Linked DNA regions of Mus musculus: all the other regions are linked to region 2. Evidence: chromatin loops called from intact Hi-C (ENCODE). Cell type or tissue: heart. All regions are shown on one strand.

Region 1 (5,000 bases), 130 kb after region 2:
TGGTACCAAAACAGCCAATGGCCTAACGACCGCCTATGTTTCTCTTACGTTATTTTGTATCCCACAGCAGTTTCTGGAAGTCCAGAGGGATTATATCTTTAATAATTCCATGAGAAGGGAAGAGGAAATAAAGCTGCCAGGGTCTATGACTATGCCTAGGTTAGAGGGCGCAGTCAGGCCTTTGTCTAAGATGTTTGTGGTAGGCCTGTAGGTCAGTCATGTTGACCTAGCTTAGGTTGTAGAATAAAACTTCAATACTGGGTCCTGCCAGGCAGAAGTTGTTGGCAACTCGGCTAGGCTCCTCCCAACAGCTACCTAGCAACAGCTTGCATAGTCCTGCCAGGTGCCAACCAACCAACTGGGCATATAAGAATTGCTTGGCTACCCCAGAGTGCTCTTTCCCTCTCCCTTTCCCTCCCCCTCCCCCTCTCTCTTCCCTACATGTTCTTCCAATAACCTTCCTTTTATACTAGGCCTATCATGTGGCTGATTGTTCAGGAGGACGCCTTGGCTTGGGCTTGCCAAGATGTTCCCTCCCGCCGAATTATCCCACTGTTTTATAAAAGACAACAGCAGACATCACTCTCCACCTTCAGTAACCCTTTTCCTCTCAGACTTATTCTATGGTCTCCTAAAGATATCAAAGCTCATCTTACTCTTCTGTCAGCCACAGAAGTAGACTTTGCTGCCTGCGTTTGTTTGGGATTTCCTCCAGCCTCCTGTGTGATTAGACCAGCTGGCACCCTGACCTCTTGTTGCAGCTTCCAGGCAGAAACGAAAAAGAAGAAAAGAAAGAAGAAAATGAAGCCTGCAGAGGACACGGATAGCAAGCAAAGGTCAGACAGAAAGACTCACCAGTGGAAACGTGCAAGCTTTCTAAGAGACTGACCAGATTCCTAGGGCCATCTGGGGGGAAAACCACGTTCATGAGCAAGTTGTATGAACCGCTGGGTGGTGCCGCAGCCTTTACATCAGCAATGGAGCGAAATGTTTATGAATTAGGCAAGAAAGATGAAACAAAGGGTAAAAAGATAAAGACAAAGATAAAACAAAGCTTATCATCCTTGCCTTAAGATGGGGTTTCCCTGATGACTCTGTCCCCAGCCTTGTGGTTGGTAGGTTGAGCTCCAGAGGTCCAGCTGTAGGTCTGATTGCCCAGGCAAAAATAGACCGCCCACCTACTCCCCCCCCCTTTGCCACACCCTGGATTGAACCCAGAGCACCAGGCCAAACTAGTCTCGAAGTAGAATACAGACAGCAACGTGAGGTGAGAAGGAGACAGTCGTGAGAGGGAGGGGGGGAGGGAGAACTGTGATTTAGCACTGCTCCTAGATGTGCGCGCCACAGCTCCCACTCGGAAGAAATGCAAAGGGGTGAGGAGGAGGGGCATCGGCACGGCTACAGTGATAACATTGGACCCTTCCAGAAGCTACAGTCCCTGGGTTCCATGCGTGGCCCTTCCCTTGCCTGTTCCCTCGGCTGTCAACACGTTGCAGCCTTCAGGCACACTGACAAGAATCCCTGCTTATCAACCAAGATAGTTCCCTTCCCAATATAAACCTGGCCTTAAACTGCCATGAAGTAAGACTATGTAAGGGCCACAGATTATCTCTATTTTTCCTATCTTTTCTCCCCAAATCCTTTCACATACACAGCAGCCACCAAGGCAATGGTATGTCTTTGCTGTTTTGGACTTATTGAGAAAAATTCCTTCAGATGGGTAGGCAGTATATGGAAGTCCTGCCTTGTCTGCTGAGTGTGAGACTATCTCAGTCATGCTTGGACGACAGTTCAGTGTCACACAAGAATATCTACAGCACAGTTACTCAGCAGGGAAGCTCTGAGAGCAAGGGGTCAAGGTTGCAGGCTAGGACACATAGGCCTTAAGATAAAGGGGACAGCAAAGAGGATGTAAAGTCGGGAGCACAGTGAGAGAGAGACTGGTGATCCTGCACACAAGGAAGGCCAGATCATGTGGTCAGGTAATCAAAGGGCATTGGCCACTCTTGGTAATTTCTCACCCTGCTTCCCTGGGTGGGATAAAGTGCATTGCTTGGTCTCAGCATCCTCACAACAATCAACAAGCTTCTCTCCATTTAAGACACTCTTTCAGGTCCTCTGCAAATGCAGCCACCGTTGGCTCACAGCCAAGATTCAACAGATGGTTAGACCATAGACCATTGAAGATAAGACTCTACTCTCTTCAAAGACAGCCAGTGGAGTAACCCTCTAAACCATCAGGAGAAAGTCGTGGGTCATGAGTTAGACCAAGAACGTTTCCCTTGAATAATCTAAGGAGGCCCTCACATTTCTTAAGGCCTGAACTCCCTTTGTGTTTCAGCTCAAACAGCACAGATACAAGCAGAGTTGTTTTCTTGTGTCTCTATGGCCTGAGCCGTTTCCCTGTGCTTCTGTGGTCTAAGACAGTCAGGCAAGGGGGGGACAGCTGAATTGACTCTGAAAGACACTGCTGCCTTGAAGCTGGAAACGAGACAAGAGATGGTTGCCAAGGAAGTTAGACAAGAATTGCACATGGCATCCTGCCTCGGTTCATTTTTAGAAGCCAATTCCAGGCTTGAGAACTCCCCGCAGGCCATGGACACCCTTGTAGAAGAAGATTAAGAGCCTGCCAAGCCGGGGCCACCCAGAATGACCAGCAGAGCTACCTCCCCATACTGCCTGGGATCTGCCCCATACACTCCATACACTGACTTCACCAGGCATACAGGGGTCCTCCTCCCTACTCTAGTCTTAAGACTCCACCTCCACACAAAAGAGGCACTTGTGGGGGATGCCCCACAAAGGGAAAACAGAACCAAACCTTAGGAACCTGGGTTCTAAACACTCTGGTGGAGTTTTAGACTTTTCTTTGCTGAAGTAACTTATGACTTGAGTGACAGGTTTAGAGATCCCTGTTACAGAGAGAGAATCTCAGACATTTCTAAGGACTCACCGTAACAAACACATCTTGCCAACCAGTAAATTCTTTGAAGCAGCACAGCCATGTTGCTGTGGTTCGAACTGCATTGTCTACCTTGAGCTTGAGTTTGATAACCCGATTTTAGTTCAACTGATGTGGCTGAGAGAAAAAGCAGCAACCCTCTGTTAGGTTACCCAGTAACATGGTCAGATGGTGTAAGATGGTTATGTGTTTGACCAGGGAAAGTACACAAAGCCAAAGTCCTGGCAACTACCTCTCTCTCTCTCTCTCTCTCACTCTCTGCACACGTGTGCACGAACACACATACATACACACACACACACACACACACACACACACACACAGAGGGAGGGAGAGAGAGAGAGAGCAGCCAAACCATTCCTAGAGAAATGTCAGGGAATCCATACATGCACATGGATTTATTTATTTATTTATTTATTTATTTATTTATTTATTTATTTTTTGATGTTGTTAATGAAGTGATTCTAAAAACTGAAATTACTAAACCATCATAAAGGGAAAGGACTTATAGAGTTGTTGTACCAACAGACTTTCCTACTCCCGAAATGCATTCAATATAACCAAATTTTATATTTTTAGAGAATGATTTCTATCACTTTTATTTTTAAAGAGGTATATTTTGGGTTCATGTGTGACCTCTGTTTGCAAAGACCATCTCAACCACAGACCCAGAACCTGGCCCACGAGAGAAGCTTTTATGTGTCTGTCATCCCTGTGGCTCTGAGGTAGTTGCTGAATATCTCCTTACCCGGAGTTCATCCTTTAAAACTGAACTAATTTTAAAGTAGGCTCCTTTCTCCATAGGGTTCCAATCTCAGACTTTGAGTGGATGCCAGGAACCACACTACGGAACCACACACACACTGTTCTTCTGAGGCTGTTGCTGATGCTGCAGGTGAATGCACAAACTTCCCTAAAGTGTTTCCATTTGAGGAAGTTGAGTGAAGGGTGCATGGGGAGCCTCTGCTACCTTTTATACTGTGATGGTTTGTATACGCTCGGCCTAGGGGGGCAGCGCTATTAGAAGGTGTGGCCATGTTGGAGTAGGTTTGGCCATCTTTGGGTATGGGCTTTAAGACTCTCATCCTAGCTGCCTGGAAGCCAGTATTCTGCTAGTAGCCTGCAGATAAAGATGTAGAACTCTCAGCTCCTCCTGTACCTTGCCTGCCTGGATGCTGCCATGTTCCACCCTTGATGAGAATGGACTGAACCTCTGAACTTGTAAGCCAGCCCCAGTTAAATGTTATCCTTAACTGTTCTTAAAGAGTTGCCTTGGTCATGTCTGTTCACAGCAGTAAAACTCTAACTAATATGTGTACTTAAAATTTCTTTTAAAAAAAGAGACAAAGAGCTGCCAGGCCTTTACCTATGAATCAACATCATCGAGGAAGAAGGAGTCTGGGGCAAGCCTTGGCTTGGAACAAAGTGATAGGTTGACTGTAGAAACTGAGAAAGCAACACAGGAAAGCTAAGGGGATGGAGGCCACACCGTCGTGGAACCCAGCCAGGTGACTAATGTACACAAATCTGGCTTTGAGGGGCATGGAGTGGCTCACTATTGTTGCTAGAGTCACATATTCTGACACTGGTGTCTCCCCACTCTGTACAGAGTTCACCTCCCACTGTGGTAACTGTCCACCAGGAGAGGTGCCAAGCAGCTTTACTGAACGCTTTCATCCTCAGGTGAGAAACTTCTATTTTAAGGAGAATAATAAACCAAGTTACATAAGGAATAAAAAAGAACAGCCATTGGCTCTCAACAGTCTAAATGGAGAATAATCACACACCTAACAAGCAACTGACCTGTAATTTTGACTCAGCTCTGCCTTGCTTTGAGTGTTTCCCATGCTACCCCAAGGCCTCCAACAACAAGCCACATAAGATCAAGGCTGCACACACACACACACACACACACACACACACACACACACACACACACTCACACACACACATACTCACACTCACATACACTATACAAGAGCTTCATCGCACCGTGAAGACGATAGCTAACACTGGTGGTTAAAGAGAACTTCCAAAA
Region 2 (5,000 bases):
TTGAGACTGGGGCCAGGCAATCAGAAACCAATGGCTTTTTCTTTTTTTATCCTAATGTGTATCTATGTGTATGCATGTGTTTACATGTTCCCGGGGTGGGGGTGCATATGTGTGTACAGGGGTGTGGCAGTCAGTAGGTAACCTCGGGTGTCATCCTCAGGAAGGGCATCCACCTCCTTTGAGATAGTCTGTCACTGGTCTTGGGCTCAGCTGATTAGGGCCAGCAGGCTGACTAGCCGTCCTGACCCTGCTTCAGTGCTGAGATTATAAGCAGCCAGCACTTGATATTTTGTGTGGGTTCTGGATATCAAATCGGGTCCTCCTGATTGCAAGAGCTTTATCAGTCCAGCTGTGCCCTGTCTCCTGTACCACCATACTATGGCCATTCTCAGGATCCACCCCAAACTGCAGACTTTTCCAAGCAAGGCAGGAATGAGGTCACCTTATACGGGACCACACTAAACTCCCTTACTTTCCTTACATCGCTTTTTCTGACATCCTAACTATTCCGAAAATATTCTCTCCACCCTTGTCTGCCTTCCCTCTACTTCTCTCTCTTCTCCTTTTCTCTCCTTCCCCTCTCCCTGTCCCCTTCCTCTTAGGGGTCAGGCTAGAGGCAGATCAAGCCACACCCAACTGCACCAGCCATTCCCAGAGCTGCTGTGGAAAAAAACCCTACAAGCCCCCTACTGAAAACCCATCTTCTCACAGAGCCCCCAGGTATCTGGATTCCAGGGAAATAGTTGGCTTCCTAAGTCCCATTTCCCAGGCTACCAGGTCCAAGGAAGACCTCAGAAGGCTACCAATGGCACCTTTGTAGTGGGTACACTTCAACTGACTGTGGCCCTCCTCCCCACTGCAGCCCTAGTCACGTGGGAACAGAGAACAGGAAGTCTGGGGATGATCCAATGGACACGGAGGCAATAGAGTGCCCACAACCAGGCAGTGGCAAAAGAGGCTCTAGCGTTGGAGAGCAGAAGCAGGGCTCTCAAGCATCCCAGAGAGGGGCTGCCTGTGGTTCTTTGGTATAGACCGAACCATGAGAGGCTTGCGTGTGGTCCACTCGGTTCACATCCAAGTAAGTTGCAAAATCATGCTTTTTATGGTATTTCAGAAAAGACTTCCTGTGGCAGGAGGTTCTGCTGTCCCTAAATCCATCCCTGATTCGCACTCTGTAATTGCACTAAATTTGTAAATGAAGAAACTCAAGACTGACAGCACCCACAGCCCAGGCTCAGTTACCTGCACCTCCTTTCTCCTTCAGCCTAGAAGCCCACTCCTCCCTCTGGTGAGCTCGAAGGGAGGTACTAGGAGCCCTATGTCCTGAGCAGCCTGAAGCAGGTTGCAATATGGGCTGATCTGGGAAGCAGACATTTGCTCCCAGCAAGAATTTGCAGGGGTACCTGTTGTGGATTTGGTGTAACACTCGTATTATGTTAATTGGGTTCCCAAAATTGCACGGGAATCCTGCATGTGAGATGCTGAGGGTCCCTGCCCCCAACTGATTGGTAAATAAAGTTGTTAGCGGCTAATGACTGGGCAGGGAGACAAAAGTGGGACTTTAGGATTCCTGGGCAAGGGGGACGGAGAGAGGAAGGAGGACTTGGAATCTCTGTGCCAGGAAAGGAGTAAAGTACAGGCTTCAGGAGTAAAGTACAGGAAAGAGCGGTCCCAACCCTGTCTCCCATGGATTGGGTCTAGGGCAGCAACAGTGGAATATAATAATAATATTATTATTAAAATAAGAACTCAGGAGTATCACAGGGGAGGTATTACACTTGGATATTTGGAAGTGGCCCAACTATTTTGCTGATTGAGGCATATTAAATATAAGGCCATGTGTGTGTGTGTGTGTGTGTGTGTGTGTGTGTGTGTAACTTTAATTAGGGAATCAAGAACATTGGTGTGGGTAGCGTGGAACTCGTACCGCTGGGGCAATTTAAAGTAGCATTAATCACCTACAGCAATAGGTGCCACATCCATGAGGACAGAGCAGAAACCACGCCTGGAAGAATCTTAGCCTTCAGACTTCCCTCGTAGGAGAAGGGGAGAAGCAAGGGTTGAACATCTTGCTAATTAAAGTTCTAAGAAAACTTCTTAGTGGAAGAAAAACTCAGCGCAGTGTGACGTGTGTTTTAATAAACTTGGAGGTTACGCACTTTGGAAGGAGGCTTTGTCATCAGGTGGGACTCAGTCACATTTTTAGAAAGTGGTAAACTGTGGGGCCTTAGTCCTAAGTGGGTTTCTGTAGCCACAAAAGCCAGTGTTGGGGTCACACTCCCACCTGAGGACGTCCTGGCCATCACCACACCTAGGCTTTAATGGAGGGAAGGCAGGGTAAAGAGAGAAACTTCCCCACAGCCTGGTCCAGGAGCTTTGGGAGAGGAGGGGCACCATCATCTCTCTTACAAACCTGCTGGCCCTGCTGCCTGGTGAGGCCAGAGCTTTTTCTCAGAAAGTATCAGTCCTCAGCTTTGATATCTTTTGTAGGAAGCTGTCTCTCTGGGATGGCATGACTCTTCTCACCTGGGTATCAAAGGCATAAATAAGTGTCAGGACCTTGTTTCCTAATATATCAGCCTTCTGTACATGTACACACACACACACACACACACACACACACATACACTCATACACACACTCACACACACACACATATTCACACACACACACACACTGTTCCTAGGGCCAAAACTTCCATTTATATCCTTTATCTGTGTGTCTTTAGCCTGGCTCTCTGCCTGACCCACAGTAGTGCCAACTAAAGGGTGTTGAATGGAATGGTGGATAAGCAATGAAGTCTGGACGGCCTCTGCAAGCAGGGAGCAAATGTGAGCTTCTGTGAGACCAAAAGTGGGAGATGGGGAGAAAGAGAGAGAGAGAGAGAGAGAGAGAGAGAGAGAGAGAGAGAGAGAGAGAGAGAGACTACTTCCACTCCTCCCTCAGCTGTGCCTGAATGTCTTGACAGCCTGTCACACAGAACTGCCTGAGTTTCCAGTGGCCAGAGTCCCTCCCACCAAATCCTCCAATTTCACGTGTGGAATAAAAAGCTCCCTTTGCTCTTGGGTGTGGTTCAGACAGGATCCAGTGCAGCTTCCAAAGAAAGAGAAGAGTTTTTCCAGTGTTTGTTCTGTTTTTGTCATTTTTAGAAGGGCCAATTTTTGGACAATTTTCACTTAGTGCTGTAAATAAAAAGGGCACAATACAGTGAAAGATTAAAATCGTGTCCTCACAGTCACACCGACCGCAAGATTAGAGTTCTAAAGTACTGATACTTATTTTCAAAGTTCCCATTAACTGCAAAACATGTTTCAACTTATGGACCTCATGGGTTATTAAATGCAAGTAGACTTCCTAAAGTATCCGGATATGCCAGATTTTTTAGACACAGATCATATATTCAGTAGGGGGTGGGGTGGGCAGGAAGCACAACTTTCAACAAGTATTCAAACAGTGTTGTATGTGATGAGGTATAACAGCCACATTTGACTTCTTTTACCTAAATACCCTTAAAGTTTCAGCACATCCTACAGTAAAGCTAATTTGAAGCACTTTCCCCAAACAGCAACATGATACAGAATACCAAGTATAACTTCCTTTTCAGTGCCTCCAAAAACTACTGGATATTGACCTGTAAATAACATACAGAGCTTTAGACCTTTACAGTCATAAAGCATTGCTCCTACTGGGCACAGAGTTGTTCTTTTAAAGTGGGAGGTTTTCTCTGAGAGCCTCACTACACAGTTCTTTCTCCATCAGTTCAAAGTTGCCTTGCTGGTTCAGTGTCAAGATGCAGGGTGTGTGTACTGACCCTCCTCACTGCACAGCCTCACTAGGTTACAGTGTGAGGCTCGTCCTGGAGTACTAACACTGATAAGTCAGGCAAGGTGCCTGCATACCATGCAGATTCTGCAGAGAGGGGAAATAAAGAAGGCTGCTCCCCAGGTCAGAGTCAGAGAAGGGAGCAAGAGAACTGGGGCCTGAGGTTCCGAACGAGCCAGCTAAGAGAAGAGTCACAACCCACACTACCCAGACAATTAGAGCAGGGTCAGAAGCCAGCAGTGTGGCCCAGTCACTGAACAGAGAGGAGTGTGTTGGAAAAGAAGCTGAGATGTCTCTTAGGCCAGAGCTTGAGTGTGCTGGCACTAAGAGGCATGAGAGGTCACCGAAAGATTTAAGCAAGTAGGTCATGTAGACTTATATTTTTAAAAACTAACTTTAGTAAAAATACCTAAATACTTTAACCTTCCTTCTAGCCTACCACCTGCCAGAAGTATTTAAAAAAATAAAGGTTAATGGGGGCAAAAGAAGATATGGACTTGTTTAGAAATAGTTCTTTGAGGTGAATCCAAACTGCATAGTCAGGATACCCCAGGAAAGAGAGGAGAGACTAGGAGAAGGAGGAGGAATGAGAGGAGTGGAAGATGCCACCACGAGGGAAGATGGACGATGAGCATTTGGCCAGGAGAATATCTGGGGTACACCACTGGGGAGGTAGCCAGGGCAGCAGTTAGAAGAGTAGATTAGGAGTTACCTCCCAACCCCAGCAATTGTCAAAGCCAAATAAAATAATCATAGTGTGAGTCTCCCTTATTCCTAGTTGGGGATAAAGCATAAATCGGTTATACTACAAGGTTAAGTGATTTGCAGTTTTGAAAGATTCTCCTTTTGATGGCCGGGATGGGTTCACAATTGAATAATCTGTTTTCCATTGCTGTAACAAAGTCACCAAGGCAAGGCAGCTGCATCCTACTTGGCTTCCAGCAAGGCTATTGAGTTCATGGCGGAGGAGGTGAAATATAACATTGAATCTACCGCAACTGTCACCATGCTTGGCAGGGAAGTAGGCCCAGGATCAGCCTCAGAGTGCTAGAATGTAATGAAATACACATTTCTCCTACAATGTGTATTTTTGTTTTAAAAAGTTGTATGACTGAGGGAACTGCAATATATTTGACAAAGGGGAGGAAGTTGACTGTGGGATCGGCTTTTGCGCTGAA
Region 3 (5,000 bases), 110 kb after region 2:
CACACACACATACACACACACACACACACTCAAACACACACATACACACACTCACACACAGATACACACACTCACACACACTCAAACACACACACTCACTCATACACATGCACACACACACTCACATACACACTCACATACACAGTCACACACACATACTCACACACACTAAAACACAGACACTCACACACACACACACACACACACACACACACACACACACACACACCACTGCTGACCACAAATGACCATGTTAAAAGGATGATTTACATTCTATTCATAGGAATTATTCTCGTCTTTCAAGATAGCAAGGTTTAGCCCACCCTTGTCACACACCCCGTAGCTTATGTTCTTTTCTGAGGAACTCAACACATAGACAAGTGACAACTGCTACAGATGGGAGAGGCCCACCACACGTGCTGTCCCAACCCCCAAACATTCTGTCTCCCTTGCTTCCTGCTCATGAAAACACATAGGATACGACTGACCAAGAACTGTGTTATTTTACAAACACCTTGGGATGTGTTTGAATTTTTGACAGCTCATGGGCTCCATTTAACACTTCCAGTTTTATTAACAAGTGACTTGTGACACATGCACATGTCATAGCAGACCAAATCTCACTGCTATCTCAATATCACAACAGCATACATCAAACACTGCCTGCTAGACAGGAAGATTGACATTCCTGGAGATGTTAGAGTATCCTAGAATAGCTGTTCTTAACTTGTAGGTCATGGCCCCTTTGGCAGTTGACTGCCCTTTTCACAGAGGTTACATGTCAGATATCCTGCATGTGAGATATTTACATTATGATTTATAACAGTAGCAAAATTACAGTTATGAAGTAGTAACAAAAGGAATTTTATGGTGGGGATGGGGTGTCACCACAACATGAGGAACTGAATTAAAGGGTCACAGCATTAGGAAAGGTGAGAACCACTGTTTTAGAAGAAGGCACAATTACATCAGGATCTCAGAGCTCTGGGTGCCAGGAGCAGGGTGTTCCCAGTGGAGCTAGGACCAGTGCGTAGAAGATCACCTGCAGAGAATCACAGGCTCCTATAAAACATCTGGCTTGTGCCAGAAGCAGGAATAGCTGCTGGAGGGTCTGAGCAGAAGGGTAACATGACCTGGTTTACCTTTAAAAGGTTTCACCCCTGCCGCTTGCTGAAGAATGGGCTTTGGGGGAGGGAGACCATTTACACAGTCCCAGAAATATCCACTAAAAGACGAGACAGGCTCAGAGCAGAGCAGTCATGTGATATGTATTCTGCTCTTACAACTAGGTCACTGCTGACCCAAACATCACAGCCAGCTAAGATGTTCTTGTGCCGCTCTGCCAGTGGCTGAAGTGGGTGAAGGCAGAAGCCTTCAGTGAAGATGAACATTAATTGCAAACAGAGCATCCTGCTGTGAGACTGCCCTGCAGATCAAGGTGTGAGAGAGGGCGCTGGTTGAGGGGACACCTGTTCTCAGAAGTTAACAGGGCTCTTAAACAGGAGCAACAAGCAGCCAGGCTGAGAAGGGCCTCCCTAGGTTGAAACCCATTGGCTATGCCACTTTTTCTTTCCTACCCACCAGGTAGGTACTTCTCCTTCCTCAGAACTAAACACGTATCACTACCCCAGGAACCCCATCCCCAACCCCTAAAACTAAAACGCTCCCTACCTATAGCAACTCACCTTAGGAACATACCTGAAGACTCCTTATGCTCTCCAAATATGGATAAAAGACGCAGAAGGTTGAAGAAACTGCTCAGTTGTTAAAGTATTTACTTGCCTTACACGCATGAAGACATGAGTTTGAGCCCCAGAACCCATGTTTAAAAGGAAAAAAAGCCAGGTGTGGTTACACATGCTTATAATCCCCGGAGAGCACAGAGGAGAGACAGGCAGATGCCTGGGGTTTGTCTGCCTACCTAACCTACTTGGAAATTTCAAAGCCATTGAGAGGCACTGTCTCCACAGTCACAAAAATTCTCCTGTCGTAGTTCTCAACCTTCCTAATGCTGTGACCCTTTGATTTAGTTCTTCATGTTGTGGTGATCCCCAACCATAAAATTATTTTCATTTCTACTTCACAACTGCAATTCTACTACTATTATGAATCGTAGTGTAAAGTTGCAGAATATCTGTTATGTGACCCTTGACAGCGTCATTCGATTCCCAGAGGGGATGCAGCTGAGGCATGTTAGCTGAGAATGTCCTGTGTTCTCCACATATACATACACATGCATTTAAACACACAACTGCATGTGCACAGACACACACACACTGCAGAATCAGGCAGAAGCAATCGATACAACCATCTTTGGTCTCAATGTCTCTTGATGCCCCTTATGGAATAAGAGGAAGTCAGAGATCCTGGGCAACAAAGCTCAGAATAGAATTAAAGAGCCCCAACCTGACTTTCCTGCATCTTTTCTGACTGCCTTGCTGCTCAGCAGTGAGACTTCGGGCCAGAGTCAGGTCATGGTGTGGTGACCCGTTCAGAGCAGGGACTATGGAGAGAGATGGGCCTCTGTAGTCTGTGGGTGCTAGGGCAAGGTGCTCTACCTCCCAATGTTTCCTACCCTTGTCCCAGGGCTACTGTCTGATTCTCAGGCTGCATGGTCAGATCCAGGCATGTAGTATAAGCCCACGACATAGCAAAGAGACCAGAGAGGACACTAAGTGTTGAATAGAATCAGTCTATTCCTCTTTTAAACAATATTAAGCTCTCAACGTAAATGTCTCTTCCAGAAAAGCTTAATTGCTAATGTCTGGGAAAAAACACAATGAAAGCCTTAACAGATTATCAATTTGGTCAAAATCACAAGGACTAAAAGGGGGGAAAGGAAAGGAAAAGATAAGCAAAAATCCCAAGGTATCAGTGCCAGGGAAAGAGCCGATAAGTCAGCCAAAGCTTGTGTTGTCCAGAAGACTTCCACTCAGTGTTGAGAGAAGCCAGGGCCGCAGCTGACAGACAGCATCCTGGCTAAAACTCAAAACAGACAAGTGTCCAAATGAAAGCCAGAGGCCAAGCCAAGGCCCAGAGATACTGGAGCGAGGCACTGTGAGCACAGTCTGGCGGGAGCAGCTGGGCCACTTCCACAGTGCCCAGTCTGCATGGCAGTTGAGGCCCTGGGGAGGAGCAGAGAGAGCAACTCAGACTCCATGCTGGCAAGCCTTAGGGCTGCTCTGCACTTTCTTTGCTTCCCTCACGACACATAGGAGGAGACAGAATGTCACATTGGGTACCAGGGACACACCAGGGTCAGAAGGTACGCTGTCAGGAAATTCCGGTTTTAGAGGGACCAGGCATAAAACTAGCCGGGTACTACCAGAGCTTGCCTGTGAATTGAGCAGACCAAAGGCCAAGCTCCTTTGTAAATAGTTAGCATGACTATTTATGTCTTGTGGGTGCATTCTATGTGAACAAAGTGACTGGTCACAGAACTCCATCGTGAACATCCTGTCCCTAAGCCACCGTGCAACTCTATCACCAAAGTGTCACAGAATCAGCGAGTTTATCACCAGCTAAGCTACTGAGGGATGCTTCCGTCTGGCTTCCACACACAAATCCTCACCTCTCTCTAGTCAAATCCCCACTCCACAGCCAGACTGATGGCTTTAAGAAGACAGAACTGTCACTTTCCTCCCCAGGGTCTTTGAGTGGCTTCCAACTTCTCTAAAGAAGAAATTCTTTAGGGTGGGGATTTCCCTCAGTGTTGGAGCCCCTGCCTAGCAAGCACAAGGCCTTGGGTCCTTCATCAGCTCCAAGCAAAATTCATTCATTTATTCATTCTTTGGTCAGTGATGGCCCACACCTTTAATACCAGCACTTGGGGTCTTTGAGTCTGAGGCCAGCCTAGTCAATAGAGCAAGTTCCAGGATGGCCAGGGATGCACAAAAAAAGCCTGCATCAAAAAGCCAAGCAAACACATAAAAATCTTAAAGAATAAACTCACTAACACACTCTATGAGCCACACTTCTGGTCTCTTCCCCATTCAACACCCCATTCATTACTTAAAGCAAGCACCATCTAGGTTTCCACAAGGCCTCTGCTCATGCTCAGTAAATAGATGTATGCTATGGTCATTATCTCACAACCTCCCTGTATTACGGAAGCTGGTTATAAATCATATCTCTCTGCTGTACTTAATGCATGTTCACCGGTTTCCACTAGTCAGCCAATCATTAACCTCTAAGTCTTTTGTGCTTTGCATGGTCTCAGAGGCACAACCAGTCTGAAAGGGCAATAGTTCCCAGGGTAGGCATTCTCATCTCCACCTTGCCCAAAGTTTCCACACCCAAACAATGTGACAACTCCTCCAGACATGGCCTCACCATGATATAGCCTCTTTAGACATAGCATGTGAGGGAAGGAAGGTTTCTCCACTGGGGGTTTCAGAAACTATAGAAGCATTAAGGGAAAACAAGAAAACACTTTGAATATTGGAAACCCATAGCCTAGGGGTCCTCCAAGTCATGGTGTGGAGGAACAGTGGCCAAGCACAACCACTGGGACCCTAGGGAGCTCCTCGGAGACTCAGAGGATGACAACAGTGTTGAGCTATTCATGAATCCCACAGCTCCTGTAGGATACATACGGGCCGACTTGATATACCAACGAACATGGCAGTGAGTGGGATGGGCAAGTCTTGGAGCCACTGAGCATATTTGGAGAACATTCGAACCTCAGCTGGAAAACTGGGCCTTATCTGTGAAAAACATGGCAGAGATAGTGGCTTTGCAAATGTCTGTCTTCCAGGCTGTCAGAGTAGAGGCCATATCTACTTCTAAAAGCAGTGTCCAGAGGGGTACAAAAAAATAGGGGACAGGACAAACAGTGTGTCTCCACTACCTGGTTGTGGACAGGCACACTTTGTCTTCAGGTCTGGTGAGCACAGGGTTCAGTAAAGATTGCAAGGAGGTGATAAAGGTAACTGTCCCTGGAGGCAAGTCATGAAGACCCTGACACCGTGAGGGCTAGTTATGACAACTACCGGTGTCTG

The links. Peaks named below come from ENCODE experiments on the same cell type or tissue, not always from the same donor. Only the 100,000 strongest peaks of a DNase experiment are listed, where the experiment ranks them.
Region 1: it touches region 2 in a loop (6-fold over the local background); 5 of 42 quality-filtered maps call a loop at or near these places.
Region 3: it touches region 2 in a loop (7-fold over the local background); 4 of 42 quality-filtered maps call a loop at or near these places.

The regions. Positions count from the first base shown.
Region 1 is chr10:3,391,936-3,396,935 of GRCm38, reverse strand. All of the region lies in intron 1 of Ppp1r14c (protein phosphatase 1, regulatory inhibitor subunit 14C), which reads right to left. Among named protein-coding and RNA genes, the nearest start is that of Ppp1r14c, 28 kb to the right of the region's middle. In heart, a CTCF peak has its summit at 2,648; DNase peaks (open chromatin) are centred at 345, 1,345, 1,985 and 2,545; H3K4me3 peaks cover 1,565 bases; H3K27ac peaks cover 3,168 bases.
Region 2 is chr10:3,523,585-3,528,584 of GRCm38, reverse strand. Gm30033 (a long non-coding RNA gene) reads right to left here. Exons shown (of 3, transcript XR_380041.2): 2 at 2,414-2,526. Among named protein-coding and RNA genes, the nearest start is that of Iyd, 14 kb to the left of the region's middle. In heart, no CTCF peak of the experiment used is centred here; a DNase peak (open chromatin) is centred at 2,744; H3K27ac peaks cover 4,031 bases.
Region 3 is chr10:3,413,045-3,418,044 of GRCm38, reverse strand. All of the region lies in intron 1 of Ppp1r14c (protein phosphatase 1, regulatory inhibitor subunit 14C), which reads right to left. Among named protein-coding and RNA genes, the nearest start is that of Ppp1r14c, 49 kb to the right of the region's middle. In heart, no CTCF peak of the experiment used is centred here; DNase peaks (open chromatin) are centred at 1,214 and 3,004; H3K27ac peaks cover 4,223 bases.